Regions from separate parts of the Mus musculus genome. Here region 1 is linked to region 2. A link is a loop called in an ENCODE intact Hi-C map of the cell type or tissue named here. Cell type or tissue: gastrocnemius. All regions are shown on one strand. Links, peaks and the distances in the headings refer to the core of each region. The heading gives the core; the rest is flanking DNA. Region 1 overlaps BC016579 (cDNA sequence, BC016579). Region 2 overlaps Atg3 (autophagy related 3).

Region 1 (9,234 bases), core at 4,154-6,653, 440 kb before region 2:
CCATCTCCTTTGTCTTTGAGAGGGTGCCCCTCCACTCACCCATCCACCCATTCCCTACAACTCTGCCCTTGGCATCCCCCTTTCCTGGAGCACCAAGTCTCTTCAGAATTAGGCATATCCTCTCCCACTGAGACCAGATAGGCCAGCCCTATACTACATATGTACCTGGAGCCACAGACCAGCCCATGTATGCTCTTTGGTTGGTGGCTTAGTCTCTAGGAGCTCCAGGTTATTTGACACCATTGCTCTTTCTATGGGGTTGCCATCCTTCAATCCCTACCATAGCTCTTCCATAGGTGTCCCTGAACTCAGGCCAATGGTTGGCTATAAGTATCTGCCTTCTATCTCAGTCAGCTGCTGGTAGAGCCTCTCAGAGGACAGCCATGCTTAGTGTCAGGGTTTGGTGCCTGCCCATGGGATGCATTCCAGGTTGGACCAGTCACTCAATGGCCTTTCCTTTAATCTCTGCTCAATTTGGGCACAATGGCAAATATCTGTGATATTAGCTACTCAAGAGCAGGAAGATACTGGAGTTTAAAACCAACCTGAGCAAGATAGTGAGACCATTTCTGATGAGAAAAAAAAAAACAGCTCTTAAAAGATTGCATAGAATATAATACATTTTATTTGCATAAAAACATAAACACCATGTCTTTATGATTCTATAAGGAAAGAATAATTTTTAAATATAAATGAAGAAAGGATATGTACCAATGTCAGGCGATGGCTAGTACCGAGGAATGGAGGAATAATGTTCTCAATTTTTAACTTATAGACCACTTTTGGTGGTGTGAAAGGCGATATATACAGCCTTTCATGTTTTGGCTTTGAGGACAATATATAGACAAATTTCATGAGTTTATCACCTTGTTATAAAATGGGCTTTATGCTAGGTGGATCTGCCTAATTGTAGGCTAATGAAAGAAAGTGTTTTGAGCCAAGCGACAGTGTTGAGTATATTAGATGTAGTAAATGAATTTCTACTGTTTTAAATTAGCATACAATGTAACAGGTTTCCTTAGTATTCTCACATACACAGTTTTGTCAGTTCACACCGCCAGCTCCTCTCCTGTCTCCTAGCCACAATCCCTGATGTACTCTTCTGTCCCCAGACTGCCCCCCTCCATTTTCACATGTCCAGTGATCTCTTAGCCTCACCATCCCCTCCCTCTTAAAGATTCATTTGCCCAATCTCATAGGCCTCTTTGGTTGTGTGTCCTCTACCTATCCTTACTTCATCATTTGTATATTTTTGATCATTTCAATCTATTAATTAGTTTACTAGGAACTGCATTGCAGACTGTGAAGTTACTGCACAGCAAAATGTGAAGGCATAAAGCCTAGGTGGAGAACCATGGGCATCATCATGTTTTTAGAATGCAATTTTGCTGAAAAACCTCCATATCTTGGCAACTTCATCATTTGTTCCTTTGTCCGGGGGAGTGATAGACCTGACAATCAGGATAGATATTCCCCTAACAAGGACATTTTGAAGAAGAGAGAAAAAAGCCCAGGGCCAGTGATGCCCTGGTACTGAGTGCCTTGTGCTGAAGGGATCCCTCCCCATTTTATCCCCTGCCCTAGCAGTTAATGGTGCTTCTATGAGTTCCTGCTGAGCATTGTTGACCATAGCACCACTAAGGATACCAAGTGTATGCTCAACTTATAAGTCAAGTTGAGAATTCCCAGTGAGTCACTTGGGCCTTATCAATGAGTTCATTTTAACTTTTTTTTTTTTTGACCGAGTCTAACTATGTTGCATTGGTTGACCTAGAACTCATTGTCAAACCAACCAACCAACCAAAAACAAACAAACAAAAAACCAAGCCAGTCTTACCTTGAACTTACCCACTTCTTCAGCTTTGGGAATGCTGGGATTACAGACACGTGCATGGCTGTCAGGGAGACTCAACTAGTTAGACCATTTAGATCTCACTTGAGTGTTGAGTTGAGCTTTGATTTGTGGTCAGCTTACACTTTTTTTCCTCTTCCTCCAGAACCCCAAACCAGTGAATTCCTAGCCAGAGTGAATTCTCCTTTGTCCTGAATCCATTTGCTTCCATGGGTGCTATGTAAGATGATCCTCAGTGACATGTGTGTTCTTTTCTTGTTGTGTGTTTAGCTCACGGACACGTATAGACAGTCCCCATCTCTGAGTCGTTTTTTCACTTCTGCTGATATCTTGGATTTCAGGTAAGAGCTCAGATCTTTACATCTTGCCATCTTTCTCAGAAGATCACCTACTCACCTACCCAGCTTATCTCCATTCACCCCCAATGATCTCCCTGAGCTTTGCAGCAGGAGAAGACTTGGGAGTAAAAAACACAGTGTCACGCTGCAGTGGTGCAGGGCAACATCTTAGCTCGGAAAAGCAGAAAGAAGGAAATCGTGGACTAATTATGTGATTCAATTATGGTCACCCTCAGAGAGGAAAAGCATGTCTATCCAAGAGAAACATTTCTGTTTAACAATAGATACAGAAATCAATTCAGGGCAGAAATAAACACAAATCTCAGAGAGGGACATGATTTATGTGCTGCAGCGGTGACTCAGGGGTGACTGGCCTCACACAACATTACGAACATAAAAAATGCACCTGTCTCTCCTGTCTCCTTTCTTTAGTGCTACCACCAATGATGAATAACACTCACCCCTACAAAATTAACAACTCTGCTTGCCTTCATTTTTTTGTCTGTGCATATATTTACTATATTCAGTGTCCATGTATGTATACATACAGTTTTTAAAAATATTTTTATTAAATATTTTACATACAGTTTTTTTTTAATTTCAATAAATTTAATAGTTTGAACCAGTCAAAAGATACACACATTTGTGTGTGTGTCTGTTTGTGTAAAGGAAGTATAAGTAGTAATTTAATAAATGATTCTTTTTATTACTGAGATTACTGAAAATACTTTAAATAAGATTTATATGAGAAAGCCTTATTGTCAATTGTTCCTAGGGTGTCACTGGGAGGTAGTGATCAAAGTTAACATTATATGTTGTGATTCTCCCACTTAAATCATAATACCAGTAGATCCGAGAGAGGAGCATGTAGCATCAGTGGTAACTTGATGAGATAGGACAAGAAAGGACCTGAAGTTTGATGTTGTCTTCCTTCTTCAGATGTCTCTTGCTGCCCAATGGGGACCCTACTGTCTTTAGTCATAAGTCACTGGCACAAATATGGGTGTAGGAACGGGAACATTGGATAGTTGGATCTCACATACTTTGCTCTATCCATGTGACACGTTTTTCTGTTTGAAGACTATAGTAGAGCTGTAGTGGAGCCACTATGAGCATACTGGGTGTTTCCAAGAATCTGCCCTTGCTATGGATATAAAGGATCTGAACTTAGCATTCAATAGGTGGGAGTAGACACAGGGAAAACCCACAAAAAGACTAAGTAAAACAGGTCTAGAAATTAGGCCAAGGATTAGTGTTAGAGAATTTTTTAAAAATTTATTTGTGGGGTGGGAGGCTGATAAGACTGCTCAGCTATTGAGAACACTTCCTGTTCTTCCAGGGGACCTGTGTTCCGTTCCCAGGACCCATGTTTAGCAGCTCACAAACTCTTATTTGACTCCAGCCCAGGGAATCTAGCAACCCTTCTCTCTCTCTCTCTCTCTCTCTCTCTCTCTCTCATACACACATGAGATAGAGAGATTTTTAAAATATATTTTCTAAATAATAAAAAAACCAAGAACTTTAGTACTTCAGATAAAGAACTGTCAGTGTGTGTGTGTGTGTGGGGGGGGGCAGTCAGTCTCATATAGCTCAAACTCATGTAACCACGGTTGACTTGAAATCTGGTCCTCCTGCCTGCACACGCTGGGCTTACAGGCTTGTGCCATTGTGTCAGGTTTTCTTGAATCCAGGGTTTCAAGCCTGCTAGGCAAACAATCCACTAACTGAGCCTCCACTGCCAAGCCCCCACGTTTTTAATGTTTATTTAGAATTTTCAAAACCATCACATCTAAAATGATGTCCTTGCACATGTAAAAAAAATATTCCTATGCTCAGCGCATGCATTTGTGTCTACAGAGAGGTCCAGAACGGGCTCACCAGCACCGGAAAGTACCTCTTGCTGTGTCAGTTGCTAGATCTACTCCAGGGGTACGCTGCTGTGGAAAAGTCCACAGAAAAAATACCTCCTTCAAATGGCTACCTTTTATAAATCTACCAGGGGAGACAGGGGTGGTAGAGGCAAGAGAGACAGGGACAGTGTACTCAGACTGGGTCAGACACCTTGATATTCTCACTTAGCTTTCAGCTTGATTTTCTGAACATCCACTCAAGACCTGCTTCATCAGTTAGTCCAGATCCTTAGCAGTGGGTATGCAGAATTGCTGCCTGCCCGCCTGTGCCTGTCCGTCCTCCTGAGTGATAAATCGCTGTGCTAATGATACCTGCAAACTAGGCTAGCTGGATTGAAGCTTGAAAATGGGCTTTTAACACCACCTTTAGTGGCACCATGGTAACTGGGTCTGGTCAGAGTCTCAATTTACGCTGTAATTTATTTGGTTCATAGGGCTTGGCACAGTTTTTTGCTATATGGGAGAGTTTGCAAACCTGTACTATAAAATGTACAGTCATTGACCTATGTGACATCTGGCCTCCAGAGGGAGCTCTTTGCCTATCCTTGGCATCGCAGTGGCCTGATTAACTCTGGAGAGACCAAAGCATCTATAAATCTCTCTCTAAAAGAATCTCTCTGATGTGCCCTCCTGTTAATTTGTTTTTTATTATTGCTGAGCCTAATCTGGGCCATCTTGACCAAAGCAATAGAAGAATTAAATGTTACTTGTGAAAGATTAAATGTTGAGGAAGCCACTTAAGCTACTAATTTAGGACAGACCTATAATTATCTTCACTGTAAAAAAATTTAGAAAAGTGTGTACTGAAAGATGAAAGGGTTAGAGCCTCCTCGGAGATGAAAATTCCTGAGATCGCATTACTAAGAGATTTTTAAAAATGATCATCGTGCCGTCAGGAGCTCTGGAAGTGCACATGAAGGAGTATCTCCCCAAACAAACAATGCACAGGTCATTCTCTGGGAGATCAAGAGGTAGGGAGTTGATAAGGTTGCCAGACCATCATGATTTTATAGGTTAAGTGGTTAAACTTGGGGGAGGCTAGGATCAAAGTGTGTGTGTGAAAACCTATGAAATAATAAATAAATAAACATTTTTAAAGGAGCTCATTAAGTATCCCCAGTGTGTACATGTAGTGGCAGCATTGGAAACGTGAAGACAGGGATGGAGGAGGGGCTTCCGGGCTCGCCACACAGCAGGAAAGCTAATATCAGATGGGTGCTATGCCAACGCTCACTCTTTCTTTATAATAGTTGGATTGTGTCCCTCCCTTCCAAGGCCACTCTCTGCAGTCCCCTAAAGTGTGAGCAGATGGCGTGGTTGTGTGATGGCCACAGGAGGATGGCTCGAGGGCAGTGAGTTCTCCTGGGCTAGTGTGTCCTCTGAAGCTGGTTCCAGGAAGATGTGGAGCCAAAGAAATATTAATGCTGAGATTGGTGTCTGAGTCTTGATATGTTTCTGCTTCTTCGTTATAATGTCTGTTTGATTTTCAGTGTTGAAAATGCCACGGTAACCTATCACTTGCAGTTTGGAGTTCCATCTGAAGATGATGACTTTATGAAATACATGATGAGTGAAGAGTTGGTGCTCGGCATCATGCGACAGAGCTTCCACGATAAGAACATATCTACCTGTGAGAGTCTCGGGCTTGACCCAGAATCTCTCTTGCTCTATGGTAAGTAGGAAAAGCCAAGAAGCAGGTCCTGTAGTGATGGACAACTTGGTATGGCAGTGTTGGTGTCTTGTATTGTGTCAAATCAAGTAACTCTTCACTCTTGCACAAACTGATCTCTTGCTCTGGAGTTCACATCCTGTATGCAGACGGAGCAGTGAGAAAATACTATGGAAAAATAAAAAAGGCCACCGTCCCAAAGAACCTCTCTGCAGAGCAGCAGAATGTCTGCCAGGATCTATATGAACACCTCCACCCAAGCCAACCACCTCCCACAATATCCCTCATCAGTTTCTCCTGGCGCACTGATGGTGATTTGAGGGGCTAACACTTGACAGTTATTGTCACAGGAGATTACAAAGAGGGGCCAAATGTTAAAATGCCCTCATCATCTAAGAGGCTACATCAACATGTTTATCATGAATCACAGCACAATAAGTGAGCATCCAATAAACATTATTTGACTTTTGAAGAGTATTCAGCATACACACACACACACACACACACACACACACACACACATATATGTGTGTGTGTGTGTGTGTGTGTGTATGTATTTGTGCATGCATACAGAGAGTGAAATTTTTCTATTCAGAATTGATGACGTTTCCAATTTGGTCTAAGATTATATACTCAGACTCTATGACACCATATGTAAATACAAATGTCCAGAGTAATTTCTTTGGCTTTTGAAAATTAGTGACCAGCCTAGTTTCACTTCTGCTGCTGTGATAAAAACACAATTTCAGGCTCCATTTTGTTCCTGCGGGGAATTCAGGGATGCAGGAACTTGAAGTTTCTAGTCACGTCATAACTACAGTCAAGAGCCAAAGGGAAAGAAATGCTTCCGGGCTTCATGCTCAGCCATTCTCTATACTCTGACACAATCCAGAGCTCCAGGCTCGGGAATGTTCCTGCCCACTTTCAGATTGAGTCTTCTCATATCAACCAAGGCAATCAGCAGTCCCCCACTGTCACATCCACAGGCCAATCTGACCTAGGCAATCCCTCATCGAGATTCTTTGCCCAGGTGACTCTAGTTTGGATCAAACTAAGCACACAGTGACTTTGATTTGCCTTTGTTTTCTTTTTAGAATGAAGTGATGGGGGTGGTCTGCGTCGGAAAGCTCTGCTGAGTCTCAGATGGAAAACAATTCAGAAGGGAATCTAGCAGTGACCGGAAGGAGGAGACAGTTCTTCCACCGATTCTACGCAGATGTGAAGTCTGCGTCCATCACAGAACAGCAGACTGAGAGCTGTCCCCGCTGGGTGCAGGAGCTAGAGGTCTGGGGTGAATCTACGATCCCACATGAGATCCCCACTGCCTTTGAAGCACTGGCTGCTTCTACTAGCACATGCATGCTTTTCCTGGGTTGCAGAGATAAGCATCTGGCTTTGTTTTAGGCAGGTTCTGTTAACCCCAGCTGATGGGGTGAATCCAAGCTGCATCAGGGTAGCCAAGGGGAGGAGGTAGATGGACCAGTTGTTTACTGAAGCCCTCTCCCCACTCACAAGTACATCTGATGGACCCCTGAGCCAGGGCAAGAGGAAAAGGAAGGCGACTCCAAGACCTAAGGAGTGTAGGTCTTCACCTAACTCTACCACCTATACCTGACAGTTGAGCTCAGTCAGGCGTATCGTGGAGTATTATATAGAGAAAGATGATTGATGTGTCTTAATTGTTTCTCATCTTTGCATTGTTGCTGAGATGACTATCTTTTTAAAAAACAAACAAACAAACAAACAAACAAACAAACAAACATATCTCTTTGAGTTTTGGCCAGGGTGCCTCTTTTAAGATTGCCACTCATGTGGGTTATTATTGTTATTGTTATTATTATTATTATTATTGAAGTCATCAAAGGATCATTAAGACTACTTAAATTTCTGCTACTGATACCACACACCAGCTTTGTGTTACCTGGTATCACCAGGATTCCTGTAGGACTCAATTTCTTGAGATGTTTGCGTGTCTTCCTGCAGATGATCGCTAAGCAGAGAATTTCTGTCCTTTTGAAACTGTCCAAAACAGTATGCAAGTCCCTTGGAGGGACAGAAGGAAGCTACTGACTGTATCAGTCACCTATGGATATAGATTGCCTGTCATAAGACAACAGAATATTTGTTTTGTTGGGGAAATTGCCTTCCTGGAAATTTTCTGGGAGAGTTAGTCTCATTGTTGTATAATGAGAAATTCCCTAGTCTGATACCTCAGATAGATGAGGCATGGATACAGGTCATTATGGCAGGCAGCTGTGTATGAATATGTGTCAATTATAGGGTCTGAACAATGTGAACTTGCTTTCTTATTTAATTATTATATACTATAGTAATATAGCACAATGATAATTGCTGCATTTTAACTTATTGATTACACTTTCAGGTTAGTTCCTTAAATTCCAAAAACAGGTGGATTTTTCTTCTTCCTTATTTTATTTTATTTTTACATGTTAACTGCGATCTCTCATGTGCCTTTACTATTTTTTTTAAGAAGTAACAAAGAATTTTAATATATAACGATCTACAAACATTTACAATAAATTATTTTTGCAACTGGGTTGTTTTCTCATCTGCCTCTTGGGTCTTACCTCATTAAGACAGTGCAGTTAGTTAGGGGATAGAAGCGATTGTGCGCATGTGTGAGGAAGATGAAGCCAGGTTGGACCAGGTTGGGCTGGGGTTGACTGTGCCCTCCTCTCATTTTCGGGAAGAGTGGGAGGAGCCTATTCCTACCTTCTTTCTCTGCAGTGCTTTTTAGGCACAGAGTGTTACACTCAATCTGCAATGTCCCCCATAGGCTTATGCGTTAAACATTTGTTTCACAGTTAGTGATACTGTCCCGGGAGGCTGTATAACCTTTAGCGGGTGGGGCTCGCTAATATAAGGAGACTGCCAGAGGAAATCAATTGAGGTTATGGCCCAGTCAGGTTGGTCCAAGCTTTAGTCTCTGTTTCCCAGTCGACCAAAATGTGGACTTTCCTGCTGTGTTCTCGCTGCTGTAAGTCCACCGTGCTTTCTGATTCATCATGGAATGAGACCATGAATCAAAGTAAACCTATCTCCCATGAAATTGCCCTTGGGTGGGGCTGGAAGGGTGGGTCTGTTCGAATCTGGGTACGGGCTTGGTTTGTTCCCTTCTCTTTAGGGAAACACTAACATGTAAGTACCTTAGTTTTGATTTTGACCACTGGGTCACAGAGAAGAATTTCCAAGGTATGAATTTTGGGTGCAATATGTTATGGTTAACGCGAAGCATACTGAGATGTTTGGGAAAACAATTTTATGCACATATACACTGTTTTGTTCTAGAAGATAAGTTTTGTGGTCACCACACATCTTGATGACAGGAATAACACCGGGTTCATCCTAAGATTTGAACAAGTATCTGTGAAATAATTGAAGGTTTTAGGATGAAGCTCTGTTGCTTTCTGAAGTCATTCGGCTCTGGGTAGAACACTTGTCCTG
Region 2 (9,234 bases), core at 3,460-5,959:
TTCTTTATAAAGTATCTAGTTCTAGGTATTTTGCCTTAGAAAATAAAAACGTACCAAGAATCTATAATGAAGGAAAAAAAATGAGTTTTATCTGCTTCAAAATCCAGTTACTTGAAAGGCTGCCTGGACTATAGAGTGAGTTCAAGACCAGACTGAACAACCCAGTGAGACCCAGCCTCACATAAACAGTATGCTTAAAAGAACTGGGTACGTATTTCAGCAGTAATGTATTTACCTAGCATGTATAAGACTCTAGGTTCGACACGTACCAGTGCCAAAAAAGAAAACACAGCTCAGTAGAAAATGTTGGTGAGAATGCAGTTATCTATTTCTTGATGTATAAAACTCTCCCCTCCTCCCAAATGCTATGAGAAAGGCCAATATATCAAGTGATAACATATTCCTCTTGGTAGATAGCAGTAGGGAAAGAACTGAAGCCCTCCAATTCCTGGAATTCCCAATGTAGTTCTTTAACACCAAGTGCTTCTGGAAACAGGACTTTGAAAAAAATCACCAGAACAAAATTAATTGGTTTAGTCCGTTCCTCTCATTTTACAAGTAGGCATTCAAGTATTCTGTGTTAAATACGAAGGACAAAAGCGGCACAGGATTGATACTCAATGCCTACCAGCAATCCCCTACATGCTCAAATTTTGTGCTGTTCTACTGCCCTCTGCTGGACAAATATTTCTGAGTGTGTGACCCACGACTCCTGAGAATTGGCATCAGTATACATACAGCATCCCAAGAAATGGGACAGTTCTGAGTCAGGGAGGCAGGACTTGTGGAGGAATAGAATATGAGGCAGAGAAATAGGGGGATGTCTAGCTCTTTGGCTCTAGTGAAGGGAAGAATTGGTACGGGCATGGGGGCGGTTCTTATTGTTCTACAAATTTGTAAAGTCAGAAATCTTCAGCCACAGCTACACATACCAAATCTGAAATGACAGATAAATAATCAAATAAGTGGAAAGTGAAAGAAAGCAAAAGGGCAATAAGTAACTTTATTCAGATCAATGCTGAAGAACTAGTCTCAGTTTCACAGCTTTAGCTGCTATATAGTACCTTATAAAACTACCTGTGACACCTGCATGTTTCACTGGTTGTAAAAAATCAAACAATTTCAAAACCAATTGAAATGTTTTGTGTTAAGATGAAAAATTAAATAAAACTACCTGTGATTAATGAGTAGAATTCTCCCAATTCATACCACCATGAACAGAACCAGCGTCCTCCCAGATGTCCCCTACGGTGCTCTTCAACCATTTCTTTAGGATATATGCCCTACAGTAGGAGTTCCTTGACCAGGTTCTAAGAAATTCTTCTCCCAAAACGCTACACCAGTCAACTGTGCACCAGCTGTGCACCATGGGGGCATAGTGAGGGTTTTTTTTTTTTAAGTTGCCTATTTCTAGTTCATGTTTCTTTAAATTTGAAATTTCTGACCATGGTAGTAGGCCTTCAGGGTAGCCAACTATGATCTATGCCGTAACATTCACATGAAAGTGTATTTTCCAACTACATTGAGTAGAATGAGGGACATGCAGTGTGTAAATTCTAAGAGTCAGTCAAGGGAGAGATCCTGGCTTCTTTCCCACCCTCTTAGGTAAGTTTCTCTGTCTGGGGATACTAGACAGCTATCTAGGGAGGTCCCCGTACCATCACCAACTTGCCCATTGTAATAATCTTGTCCACTTGAAGATCCATCTCCAGGTATGTCTGTGAGGGTATTTGCAGAGCCTAATAAATGAACAACACAGTCCGAATGCAATTGGTGCCATACACTGAGACCCTGGGGGCCTAGATGAAATGATAACGAGACAGCCAAGCATTGGCATTGCCTCTATGCTTCCTGGCTGGCTATGAGGCCAGACCTCCTCTATCCCATTTTCCTATCAATTCATGTTATTTGATCATAGTAACACAAAAGCTAATATATCTGATATATGGACAAGTGCTTTTACGGGTGAAATTTGCAGTTTTAGCCTTCAGGTACTTGCAAACATGGCTGCATGAGTGCTGCATCTCACCTGACCCAGAAAAACACGTGAGGCCACTCAAAGCTCCAGGTTTGTCTTAGTCCATTCTTTGTCTTAGGCAACTCTTATAAAGGAAGACATTTCATTGGGCTTGCTTACAGCTCAGAGGTTTAGTCCAGTATCAGCACTGTGGGAAACATGGCAGCACAGAGACATGGTGCTAGAGAAGAAACTTGAGTGCTACATCTGGGCCACAGGCAGCAGGAAGAAAAAGCTACTGGAACTGGCTTTGGCATTTGAAACCCCAAAGCCCACCCCTTCCCCAGCGACACACTTCCTCCAACAAGGTCACAACTACTTCAACAAGGCCATGCCCCCTAAATCTCTTTCAAGTAGTGTCACTCTTTGATGACCAACCAAATATATGAACCTATGGGGGTCATTTTCATTCAAACCACCACAGGATTCAAACTAACATTGCTTTAGCTACGGAGCTGTAGGGTAATTTTTATACACAGACATTAATATCCCACCAAAGTCATTGCTAATTTGCAGGACTTCTCTGTATAAAGGTGAAACAGACATCTGTTATGAACTTTACAAATACCCTCTCTCAACTATTTGTCTGCAAAATCTATCCATAGTGTCTTTAAAAGAATACTTTTGGCATAATCACACTTTTTTCCTGCATTATAGTCCATGTTAAAAGGACAATGGGATAGATGGGGCTGGTGTTTGGGAGACTCTCTGGGGAGCGAAGCTTGGGAGAGGTTGGAGGGAGGAAATGGAGGTAGCAAAGTGACATAGTTATATTTTAATTTAAAAATGTTAAATCCTACTGCATCCTTGATCACAGTATATTGTCTTATATTTTGCTTTAGAAAGCTGTGATTTTATACTTACTTTAGGCTTAATGCCATTCTTTCATTGTCTAATCAGAAATTTAGCATGTTCTCTTTAATGTCTGGGAAATGGGAAAAGTGTAAATTTTCTTATCTGTAGCAACTAACAAACTTCATGAAAATCAACATTCTTGGGCTCATACATATAACACAACTCCCATTTTCTTACTTCTTGATATATATTTTCTGATGTGACTGGTTTTAAGTTGAGGTTGCCTTTGATATTATAAGGCCAAATACTACAGAATAAAGTATGCATCCTTTAGATAACTGAATTTTGAAGGTGTTCAGAGCTCTCAAATCATTATTTGAATTACACCTTTAAATTCACCATTTTTACACTGCTAAAAACACAAATATCAAAATGTTATGCAGCAAGTGCATTGGTAAGTCAGTGCACATCACCACCTTATGTGCAGAGAGCAGAATATTTCCCACCATCTACCTTCACTGAGTAACCTATTGTGGAACTGAACTGGTATTCTTGAAATATACAGATTTCTGCCTCAGAATGTAGAAAACTAGGAAACATTAATTTCATCCTTAAAGCAAAGCAGAATAAAACTAAATTTGTATTTATAACTTTATACATCATAGAGGAAATCTGAACACAAATGAAATTAGCTGGTCCAAAATTTGACCAGGTGGGAAGAGCGCTGACTCATGCTCCATGTATGTCAGCTGGGACAGGAAACACATTGAAGAGAGTGGACAATGGAGGAAAACTGTCAGAATATAATTTTGAGTCCTCAATAATTTTCAGATTCTCTTCCCATAAAGTCTATCTGGCACTCATCAGAAAACATCAGAATGAGCACTCAGTAGTGTCTATTGTGGTACATAACTGGAGGTGGAGGTGGGATGGTAGTCACACATCTTGAGTAGAAATTCCATCTTAATACCTCCATTATGGTCAAATTCATTAAAAAAGAATCGCCAAATTCACCCTAGAATATATGAAGCCAAGGATTCAATTTCTAGCACTTCATAAACTGGGCATGATGGAGTACACCTGTAATCACAGAATTCTGGAGGTGGAGACAGGACGATGAGAATTTTAAGGCCCTTTTCAACTACATAGTGAGTCTGAAATCAGTTGCAGGAGATCCTTTTTTTTCTTATTGTTTGCTTTTTTGCTTTTTTTAAACCAGTAAATCCTAATTAAAAAAAAAAAACCCTTCAGAAATTGCTTTTAGAGAAGATTTTTCAAAGGTATAGATTTTTCTAATGTATGTGTTTACAAGTGTCTGGAAAGGCCAGCAAGGGTGTTGGATCACTCCCTACACAGTTGGTGTAGATGGAGCTACAGGAAGTTGTGAGCTACCCAATGTGGGGCTGGGATCTTAATCAGGTCTTCTGGAAGAGCAGCAAGAACTCCTGTGCCATTTCTTTAAGCCTAGAAAGCCTTTTCAATTCATACTTGCATTACTCACAAACCCAAATCAACCAAGACTATGGAAAAACCCCACAGAACAATATGCCCAAAAGAGCAGATGCAAAATTTATCAACACAATAGAAAGCTGAATTTAAATAAAATATTTTAGATAAAGACAGATATGCAATTTATCCAAAAAGGGCAAAGTTATTTCAGTAATCAATGTAATCTACTAAAGTTTTAAAAAGCTGGTCATTTCAATAAATATAAAGAAAAAATTCAATATTCAGAGACGCTCAGTCCAAGGGCATTTATACAAAACTAGCTGATGCTACAGAATTGATAAAATAACCCTTCTCAAAGATCACAAAGGCAAGTATTTCTTATCACTCCTACTTGACCATTCCTAGATAGTTCAATATGAGAAAATGGAAATAGATTAGAAAAAAAGTGAAACTATTTATTTGCATTTGACAATATTCTATAAAGGGTGATCTGAAAGTATAAACAAATCACTAGAATTTTTAAAAGACTTTTTACCTTTAATTATGTGTGGGGGATGGGTAGGCACGCATGTGAGGGCACATGCCCACCAAGGAGAAAAGAGGACAACAGATCCTTTGGAGCTGGAGTTAAAGGCAGTTGTGAGCCACCCAGTGGTGGTAGTAGGAACTACACTTGGGTTCACTGCAAAGGCAACACCCTTTTAACTGCAAGGCCATGACTCTGCCTACCTAAAAGCATTGAAATTTAATATGACTCTTAACAGGACTACACAATCTGAAGCCTATCACAGTAAAATATATTTCCATACATAAGAATAAAACAGTGGAATCAGAAATGACAAAAAAAGATAAAATCATACCCAAATCCCACAAAACTATGTCAAGCCAAATATATGAAAGATAAAAAAAGTCAAAATATTATAAAATGCTACACTTCCAGATTTGAAGATTGCTTTGTTTCAAGTCTCTCTTGCTTGGTCTATAGACTCAATGCATTTTCTACCCAAACTCCAGCAAAACCACTGTATATACAGGTGTATCCTAAAATTTACATGTAAAAGCAAAATTGCCAAAAACAACTGTTTAAAGTAAAAAGCTGGCAGGCTCACACTACCCAATTCCTAGATTTATTACAGTAAATCAGGCAGTAGGGTGAGGTGAAAAACATGAATATACCATTAAAACGTCACAGTAATCAGTATTTCAGGCAAGAGCCATGAAAGAATGCCAAATACTGGTTTTGTATGTATAACTATAAGCTGAGTATTTGTGGTAACTAAAAGTAGGTCCCCCAAGGTCTATCAGGTGTGACGGTGCTTTTAACATAGACCATGTTCTTTGAAACTCCTTTCTCCAGAAGCAAAGATCAGTTCCTCTCCTGATGACCCCTCTCCCTTCATGACCTCTGAAATGTTTTAAAAGTTCAGACTCAATCTAATAATGCTCACCACTAAGAGTGCAATTAAAAGGACCTACCTGACATAGAGCAAAGGGCAGACACACTACTGTTGTGGTAGCCTCTCAAATCCCTATTGTGGTAGTCTTCAAAATTTTTTACCTCAGACTATTCACTGAAAACATCAGACAAGCTGAAAACTGAGGATGCTGGATAAAATTTCTACCATTAAGCTCTGAAGGTATCAAAGAAACTAGTGTGTGTGTGCGTGTGGTGTGTGTGTGTGTGTGTGTGTTAGTGCACATGCGCCCACACCTAGTGCTTTCTAAGATAAATATGACCAGCTATTTACCTAAAACAGAAAGGAGAAGGAATTGAAGGTATCTACTTTCTCATGAAAACTGACTTAACTGGGAGAAAACAGGCCAATAACATCTAATATTACATATAACTTACCATAAGGGTATTAAAATGAAAGCATTAAAATAAAAATTCTCCAGTAAAATCAGTCTGGAAAGTTAAGAAAGACTTAATCTGCAGAGAACAGAGCAATGTGTATGAGGGATAAATGCCATAATGAAACCTGGTTCTTGTTAACTTTAAAAAAGGTTCAAAGAAAAGGGAGACTGCCCTACAGGCTGGATGAAGATAGTGGCTACCATACTTACGTCTTGACTGCATTATTATAGCAAGCATCATATTATGCCCACTAAATCATTATCTTCATTATGGACTTTTCTTTTTTAATAAGATCTGAATGGCAATTTAAAGAGCAAGCAAAGGCACTAAAGGCAAGATTTCATTTTTCTTTACAGTTGAGTAATATCCACTGTGAAATGCACATTTCTCATCCATGAGTAGCATCTATTGTGTCTATGTACATCTCTCATGCATTCAGCAGCTAGTCTTGACAGATCCCATTTCCTAGGCAAGGAAGAGAGCAACAATGAACCTGGATGAGCAAGTTATCTCTAACTCGGGATGTAAAATCCTTTGATGTCCTTACTGTAGTGGTCTGAATAGGTATGGCCTTGATGGACTTGGTGTGGCCTTGTTGGAGGAAGAGTATGCTCAAGCTACAAGCAGTGACAGTCTCCTTCTACTGCCTGAACAGGGTGTGAAACTCTTAGCTCCTCTGAGCTATGTGGGCCTGCCACTGCCATTCTTCCTGCCATGAAGATAATAGATTAAACCTCCAACTGGAAGTCAGCACCACTTACCATATCCATGGTGTCTCTTCAAAGCAATAAAACCCTAAGACATTTACCAAGGGTTGTAGAACTGAGTCATATGGTATTTCTATTTCATTTTTTGAGAAATCTCCAATTTGATTCCCAAGGTAGCTACACAAGTTTTACATTTCCACCAAGAATATATAACAGTGTTATTTTCCCCACATCAATGCCAATACTTGCTGTCATTTGTATTCTGACTGTGGTGAAACAGAATCTTAAAGTAATTTTTATCTGCATTTCCCTGAAGCCTCGGATGTTGAACATTTTTTAAGTGTTTAAAAGCCATTTGTAATCCTAACGTAAGCCATTTATCTAGCCCCACACAATTTTTTTAATTAGGTTGTTTCTTCATGTTTCGATACTTCAGTTCTTTGTATATTCTAGACACTAGAATATCTTCTGTTGTATCTATAGTTAACAGGTTTTCTTCAATTCTGGGTGTGGTGTTCACTCTGACGAAAGAGTTTCCTTGGTTGTACAGGAGCCATCTAATTATGAGGTCCTTGTCAATTTTCAACTTTACTTCCAACATTTGGGAGTCCTATACAGAAAGTTCTCTCTCTACCTACAAGATGAAGCCTCTACCAGTTTCAGAGTAAATAGAATCATTCAAATTGCAGGTTATTTGATTAAACAGAAAAAAAAAATACACTTAAGGTGCCGAGGATCAAAAAGACAAATACTGCATGTTCTCTCTTAGGTGGATTCCAGCCTTGACTCATGTTTATCTCGGAGTTGTGCCAGGTAATTACAACAGACCATTGGGAGTAGAAGCATTAAGGTAAGATAATGAAACAGAGATAAAATGTAAGTGGAGTAGGAATACTGAAGATAGAAAGGTTCAAACATGGATGGGGTGGGAGAAGGCTTCACCAAAAGCCTGCAGTGAAAAAGCTAGATGGAATCCTATGATCTTGCATGCTTTGCAACTTTAAAAAGCAGGGGGCATAAAAACACTGGTAGCATAAAAGAGCAGAAGCAGGGATCTGGGGTTCAAGGTTTAAGTGAGGATGAGAGCAGGGGGATAAAAGAAATCAGAGGGTTGGAGATGGGTTAATGAAATCAAGAATGTATAAAGCCTTATGGAAACTCACTAGTTCATAAGCTAATTAAAACAGAAAACAGAGGGATGGGGGGGGGTTGGGCAGAAGTACCCTGCAAAGATGGAAAATATTGCTCTCAGAAGACCTGAGTTAATAAAAATCTAAGGATACCCCCCTTATGAGTTACTAGTCAGGGAGGCCTTGAGGCATCTAAAACAACTTGTTGCTAACAATGTTCTTTGTTGCACACCATAATAGTAAAACCCTATTTCTGAAGACAGCACACTCTGGTTTCCATACACTGAGAAACTAATCTCAAACTGACCAGGACACCTTCTCCCCGCTAGCTAGGTTTCATAGTATTGGAAAGGCTTGCTACTGCCAGAGAAAGGGCATCCATGGACTTGCTACACTACTAACCTGCCAGGAGCACTGTACTCACTGACATGACAATGGCATTAGGGGGAGAAACAAGCTTTCTAGCTGGGTTTGAGGTCTGATACACTAAACCTGGTTAAAAGCCCATGAGTGGGGAAAGATCACAGGCCTTGGGTGTGCAAGGTAACTTACTGACAGTCTTTCAGTAAATAGTTAAGTAGTCAAGCCTCCTAACTAATATTTATGTTTAGACCCATAGATATATGCTGCTTTGAACCTTGGTCAAAGAAACTTCTTACACTGGGCAGCTGTTAATGGAGAGAACAAGAGACTGAATGCTCAGCTGTGAGTCATCTATACCAACCACCCCCAACCAAGGCTCTGGAGACATCATGGAAGAAAAGAATGTTAAAACCTGGAAGATGCTAAGTATAGCTGTGAAATGCTGTCTTTTAGATATGACATGGCTGACGCCTCGTAAAATCACCTCGTAATTTCTATGTTTGCTTACACAAGACAGGCACAATGTCAAGTCAGTGGAAACTTGAGTGAGGCTAGGGAAGGTCTACGGCCTCGATCCTTTCAGCAGAGCTATTCAGTTACTGACTGGTGTGAGACGGTTACATTTCTTATGGCCAGTTAACAGGATGCCCATGCCCCAGAGGGTGGCCTACATCTATTCAAGTATGGCCAGTACTAACTGGATTCAGGGTTATTAATAATAAAGATGACAGTGAAGACGTGAATTTGGGATAAAGACAGGTTGAAGGGTCCTGGAGTAGGGTGGGAAATTAAAGCGAGGTATGGAAGGGAAGTCAAATCAATATATGTGGCATATGTGTATGACATTTTCAAAAGTTTTTAATTAAGAGGGATATTCTTAGATGATGTAAACAAAATGGAAGACAAGGGAAGATATCA

The links. Peaks named below come from ENCODE experiments on the same cell type or tissue, not always from the same donor. Only the 100,000 strongest peaks of a DNase experiment are listed, where the experiment ranks them.
Region 1: it touches region 2 in a loop (11-fold over the local background); 29 of 42 quality-filtered maps call a loop at or near these places.

What each region holds. Positions count from the first base shown.
Region 1 is chr16:45,625,940-45,635,173 of GRCm38, reverse strand. BC016579 (cDNA sequence, BC016579) reads left to right here. Exons shown (of 6, transcript NM_145389.2): 4 at 2,123-2,193; 5 at 5,591-5,772; 6 at 6,864-8,326. The coding sequence ends at 6,868. Among named protein-coding and RNA genes, the nearest start is that of Gcsam, 20 kb to the right of the region's middle. In gastrocnemius, for the core only: a CTCF peak has its summit at 4,626 (motif pointing right); DNase peaks (open chromatin) are centred at 4,621 and 5,328.
Region 2 is chr16:45,188,462-45,197,695 of GRCm38, reverse strand. It overlaps Atg3 (autophagy related 3), which reads right to left. Exons shown (of 12, transcript NM_026402.3): 12 at 9,158-9,234. Among named protein-coding and RNA genes, the nearest start is that of Btla, 31 kb to the left of the region's middle. In gastrocnemius, for the core only: a CTCF peak has its summit at 4,915; a DNase peak (open chromatin) is centred at 4,908.